Regions from separate parts of the Homo sapiens genome. Here region 2 is linked to region 1. The links are chromatin loops, found by intact Hi-C in ENCODE. Cell type or tissue: heart right ventricle. All regions are shown on one strand. Links, peaks and the distances in the headings refer to the core of each region. The heading gives the core; the rest is flanking DNA.

The links. Hi-C counts contacts between places; a loop is a spot of excess contacts. Peaks named below come from ENCODE experiments on the same cell type or tissue, not always from the same donor. Only the 100,000 strongest peaks of a DNase experiment are listed, where the experiment ranks them.
Region 2: a loop joins it to region 1, with 2.0 times the contacts of the local background. A loop is called at or near these places in 20 of 110 quality-filtered maps.

The regions. Positions count from the first base shown.
Region 1 is chr10:104,663,685-104,666,598 of GRCh38, reverse strand. All of the region lies in intron 1 of SORCS3 (sortilin related VPS10 domain containing receptor 3), which reads right to left. It overlaps SORCS3-AS1 (SORCS3 antisense RNA 1), which reads left to right and starts at 383. Exons shown (of 2, transcript NR_104028.1): 1 at 383-1,150; 2 at 1,466-1,991. In heart right ventricle, for the core only: no CTCF peak of the experiment used is centred there; no DNase peak of the experiment used is centred there.
Region 2 is chr10:104,775,933-104,778,846 of GRCh38, reverse strand. The region is part of intron 1 of SORCS3 (sortilin related VPS10 domain containing receptor 3); the gene reads right to left. Among named protein-coding and RNA genes, the nearest start is that of SORCS3-AS1, 110 kb to the right of the region's middle. In heart right ventricle, for the core only: a CTCF peak has its summit at 1,230 (motif pointing right); no DNase peak of the experiment used is centred there; H3K27me3 peaks cover 318 bases.

The sequences.
Region 1 (2,914 bases), core at 175-2,674:
CTCTCATTAAAATTATTCCATTTCCCTGAAGAAATACTGCACAGGAACAAAAGGTCCCAGGTCTACATTCCACAAAAGCTCTTCCTCCTTATGCTAGATAAGGTTTATTCCTGTGGCTCATGGTTAGATTCTCCATTCAAGGATCCGGACAGAAAAATCCTATTTCTGTGACTGCGTCCTATTTTATTGGCATTTCATCCCTCCAGGCAGTTTCAATCCTCTCCCCTTTCCTCTTCTCCTCCTCCTGCCTGATGCTATGATGCCACAATCCAGTCTCTGTGACTCGGAGGAAATGTTTCCATGGTGATGAGCAGTGATGTCATAAAGGGGGGATTGTTACAGGGTTGAATAAAATCTGGCACTAGATGCACCCTGCCTCCTTATATAAGAGGGGGCGGGAGACAAGCCCTATCAGCACATCCCAGAAAATGGGAAACCGAATCACCCAGGGGATGGCAAGGAATGACCAGAGGGAAAGTTCCAGTTCTGTCCAACATGCACTACCAGCCCCATTTTGGAAAAGAACAGATTTAATAGACCTCACCAAGACAAGAATTGTTTTTCGTCAAAGGAAATCAAAGGAACAAACAAGAGGCAGTGACCACCAGAGACTTCACCTTTTGGTGTAGGAAAACCCAAGCAGACAGTGTCTACATCCATCAAAGCCCAATGTATTAAATATTTATTGAATAAGAACCCACGGACTCTTCCTTACCAGAGCCTTAGATTGCCATGTGCGTCTGATTGCTCCAAAGACAAGACTATTGTGATTTTGGCCCCATATGCATTTTAGAGTAACAAGTCTTACCAGAAAAATAATAGCCAGCCCCAGCTTAATTCCTAGAGAAACTCAAACCACCTTGTTAAGAACAATCCCAGAGGAGAGTTTATACTAAGGAGCACTACACAATGCTGTTTGCCATCTCTGGGCCCTCTAAAAGCAAGCCCAACCTTGGAAAAGGAATGTCTGCCACCAGGGAAACGTGGCTGCACTGCTGGAGGAAGAACTTGATCATGACGGGCAATGCTTGGAAGTAAAGAAGCATCTGCTGCCTTGGAAAGGCTTGGTCAGGGCAATCATTGTCACAGGCCATGTTTTTTCTCTGACTATCTCTTGGAATTTCAGAGTGACTAAGTGATTACTACAATTGTGAGTGCCGTGGAATAGACCCTGTTCCATAAAAGGTCTCCCTTGGTCCTACAGGAGGCTCTGGGAGCCCGTGCTTTAGCGAATGTATAGTCCCTCATTCTTTCTCTGGGCAGCTGGTTTTCCTGAAGGTTCTGCTCCCAGCAAGCACAGTCCACAGCAGTAGCTAAATGTGTGCAGTGCATGTGTACTTTTATGGTCTTCATCATTATTTATGAACTAACTTCAAAGGGAAGTCATTTCCATCCGGGAATCCTGGCATATGCTTTTTCATACTGATACATGCATAGAGATAACTGTGCTTTCTTATTATTCCAGAGAGCAAGAGGCGGTGTCTTCCAGAAGTCGGTGTGGGCAGCACCAAACCATCCACCATGCATCAGAGAAAAGCCAGACAGCTGGAAGGCTCTATTCCCAGGCCACTCTCCAGTCCTCAAACATGTCACCATCTCTCATGCCTCCTTACTGGGCCCATGCTGTCTCCTTGACCAGGAATGTCCTCCACCCCGATCCCATCCCCATAGCCCCCTTCACTGTAAGATCTGGGCCCAGCAAATTGCCCAGCTCCTCTTCTCTGAATGCTTCTTTAATGTCTCTGAGAAGGAGTTCCTTCCTCCTTTACTGTCCATCTCTTCCACCACATGAGGGGTTTGGGGGAGGTCTTTGAAGACAAGGGACCCTTCCTCATTCATATTTGAATACTGAGCCCAAGCACACGCCCCTAGCATCTGCAATACACACATGTCAAGGTGAATGGGGAGATAGATGCCAAGATCCTTGAGCGCTGCAAATCTTCACTGCCAACTTCAACTACTCCAAAATAAAGTCAAAATTTTAAAAGTAAGCTTTGATGACTCAAGTGACTAATTTTATGGACAAGGGCCCCTTAATGAAATCTAAGAGGAGGAATGTGGTGACATAAGCAGGACATGGCTGTGAGACACTGAGCAAACAGTTTATCCTCCCTGAGCTTCGATTTTCTCATCTGTAAAAACGAAGAATGGTGGCAATTTGAGCTCAAAGTCCATCTCTAACATTCTAACTCAGTGAAGCAGCCTGTGGCATTTTCACATCCTTAAACGGAAATGTGTTACACGTCAAGGATGATTCCTCAAGGCATTTTGCTGCCCTCCTGGGTTGATATTTTTCCTTTCATTTTCACCTTAAGCCCCGCTCCTGTTTATTGCTCACAATGCACTCCAGACTGGGGATGGCTGACAATTCCCCCATGAAGGACACACTGTAAAGACAGATGGAACTGCTGCCTAGTCAAGCTGCACTTAATGCAACGTCACCCCAAGACAGCCTGCACCTTCTTCCCCAATGCATCTGAGCCTACCCTTAGCCAGCCCTCACCCTCGCCTCCCCCAGCAACCAGCAAAGCTCTTCCCAAGTCATGCCTGAGCCCAGATAATTTCATTATTTTACAGAGGCATCTCTGTGTGCCCATATATCCTGTCATTCTCCTTGTCCATGACAAATGCTTGGCATAAAAGTTACCTTTGGAAATGTGTTAAGGCAGGCAGCATGCACATTCAGAGAGGCCGGGGTGGGGAAGGCGAGAAGGATGGGGGATGATAGAGATCTTCTTCTTTACTGTGCACCAGAAAAATAAAAGAAGAAAGAGGAGTGGGGGGCTGCCAGTGTGAAGGAAAAAGCTCCTGGTTCATTCAGCAGCAGCATGCATGTGTTCAAAGTCTGTCCTAGTTGCTCAGCAACCTAGAAAAAGCATTTCAGAGAGCAAGAGGCTAATTGGATAAATGAATT
Region 2 (2,914 bases), core at 240-2,739, 110 kb before region 1:
GTGGACCTTTTGCAGGTCCACATCTGTAAGGCCAGTAATGCCTGGAGATGTGCATTACTCAGCCTACCACAGGCCAAGTACCTACAATATGCCCCAGCTATAAAACAAGGTTGCTGTGAAGCTAAGGAGAAAAGATATTATAAAAGCATTTAACACGGTGCCTGGGATATTAGTGGTTGACGACCGTTGGGTCTCATTATTATTGTTAACTTAACACACTACCAGACTCATCTGACAGGAATGAACACCTACTGCCAACCAGGAACTGAGCTGGTGCTTTGATGCATGTTATCTCATTGTATGCTCACTGCAAACCATGAAGTGGATGTGATCATTCCTCTTTGAGAATGAGACAATGCAGGCTGGAAGAATAAGTGACTTGCCCAAGGTCACACAGTTGATAAATGACAGAGCTGACATTAAAATCCAGATTTATCTGAATAGGCAAATAACAAATGTTCAACCAACACTGCACCTGAATCCATTATTTCCCCAAATAGGCCCAATGTCAGAAGCACCTTTGAAGCAGAGTAACAATACCAATTCCCAGGCCCACCCCTGGAGATGCATGTATGGAACCGGGCCTAGAATTTGTTAATTGGTATAGAATGGTTGTACAAACTTTGAGGGTACATATGACATCTTGATACATGTATACAATGATCAAATCAGGGTAATTGGGATATCCATCGTCTAAGACATTTGTCCTTTTGTGTTGGCAACACTCCAATTCTTCTCTTCTAGCTACTTTGAAATATACCATATATTACTGTTAACTATAATTTCCCTGTTGTACAAATGCTAGATCTTATTCCTTCTATCTAACTGTATTTTCATACTCAATAATGAGCTTACCTTCAACCCTCCCTCCCCTAGCCCTTCCCAGTCTCTGGTAACCACCATTTCACTCTCTACCTCTATGAGATATAATCTCACCCCAGTAAAAATTGATACTTTTTTAACAAGCTATCTGTATAACTCAAATGCGTGGGCAAGTTTGTAAAACAGGAACCTAATCCATCACCCTTAAAATGATATCAGTACCCTCACTGCAGTCCCACTGAGCCCTAATCTCTTTCAAATACACTACCCCCGACACACACTCACACACAAAATCAGGCAGTTTTGCAACAGCAGCATTATTGGCATTTAGGGGCTGATAACTTTGTTGTGAGGGTTGTCCTGTGCATTGCAGGATGTGCAGCAGCATCCCTGGCCTCTAACCACTAGATGCCAGTAGCACTCTCCCCCCAGTTGTGACAAATGTCTTCAGACATTTCTGAATATCCCCTGCAAGGCAAAATTTGCCCCTGGTGAAAAACCACCCAGATGGGAGGTAGGAAAGAATAGGTTGCGAGGGCAAAGGCATTGCCTGCTGCAGTCCCAGTCTTTGCTCTGCTCACACCCCTCACTGAGCTACAGCAGGTTGGAATGGGGCAGTGGGAAGTGCACAGCCTGGGAATTAAGCATGTTGGGGTCTCATCCCCCTTGCCTGCAGCTCAGTGTGTAACTGTGCAGCTACCCCCGGAGGACAGCCAGGTTCTCATTCACTCATGCACTTGTCAGTAAACTGTGAGCAGGGTCTGAATTTCCCTTGTCTGGGTATCGGTTTCCTTATTTGCAAAATGATGACATTAAACAGGAATATCTTCAGAGTCACCTCAAGTTCCAGGTTCACTATTTTCCAGCCAACTCTCCCAACTATGAGAAGGTGAGGCCAAAAGGATGCTTAATTCTGGGGTCCCAGAAGGAGGGAATAGCCACAGATACCTGCAGCGCAAGAGGTACCACTGTGACCTGGGCATGTAGGATGCCCCCAAAGCCTCCACCCCCCACCACCCCCATCTCCCTCACTCTAGAAGCAACTGTATCTCCCCCTTATGTACCTTTTTTGTTCTCTCTGCCTGTCTGCCTGTCATCACATAACAAAGTAAAACTATGAGGGGCTTTGTGAGGTTTTTTTTTTTTTTTCCCTGCTGCTGAATAAGCTTGGGTACTTGTATTTTTATTAAAGCTGATACCGTTAGTGAAGATAATACAGAAAAGTTCTCTGAGTATTACAATTTTTCCTGACCCAGGTTCTTGGAGAAGGATGAGCTGATACAGCGATCTTGGGTAAAAGACTAAAGAAAAGGCTGTGGGTGGCTCTCGGAGGGGGCCATGCAGTATGTCTGGATTCTGGACTGCCCTTTAAGAAAAGATAAATAGACAATCTTCCTTGCAAACTATATATTTGATGTAATTATTTGGCAAGGGTGCTCTACACAGAACAGACATTTAATTCCATTTGAAATTAATGGTATTTCACTAGCAGAGTGTGACCTGAAAAAGAAATTTTTTAAAGCCAACAACAAAAACACCCAAATATTAAGCATAAATGTCTTGTCCCATTTTCCAAAGGCAAATGTAATTGACTTTTAGATGAGGGCTTCCCGCCAGCCCCGACTACCCTTGCAATGTCTGGCAACATTTGAGCTGGCCTAGCAGAAAGAACTCAAAATACACATAAGAATTCCCCAACCTTGGGGAGCTTTAGGGAATAGCTCTGTGACCTGAAGGGAGATGTTAGTAAATAGCTCAGAGCTTGCTTCTTCCAGAAAACCTCCCCAGACCACCATGGACCCACAGAAACTCTTTCTGTAGATATCTTCATACAACCACATGTTCCTCACCTCCAGGTGGAATATTAGTACCTTTCACCTCCCTCCCCCTGCCCAGTGTACCCTCTCCCAGCGTCCTTAGCACCTATAATACTTTGCTGAGTATACTTGCCTACATGTCTGTCTCCCCAGTCACACTGGAATCTTCCAGAGGCAAATACCAGGTTCATTCACTTCTAGACCCTTAGTGCTCAACACCAACAAGTGTTCAATTTCTGCCTCTTTAATAAAAGAATAGGAAAGAAATATGGGCA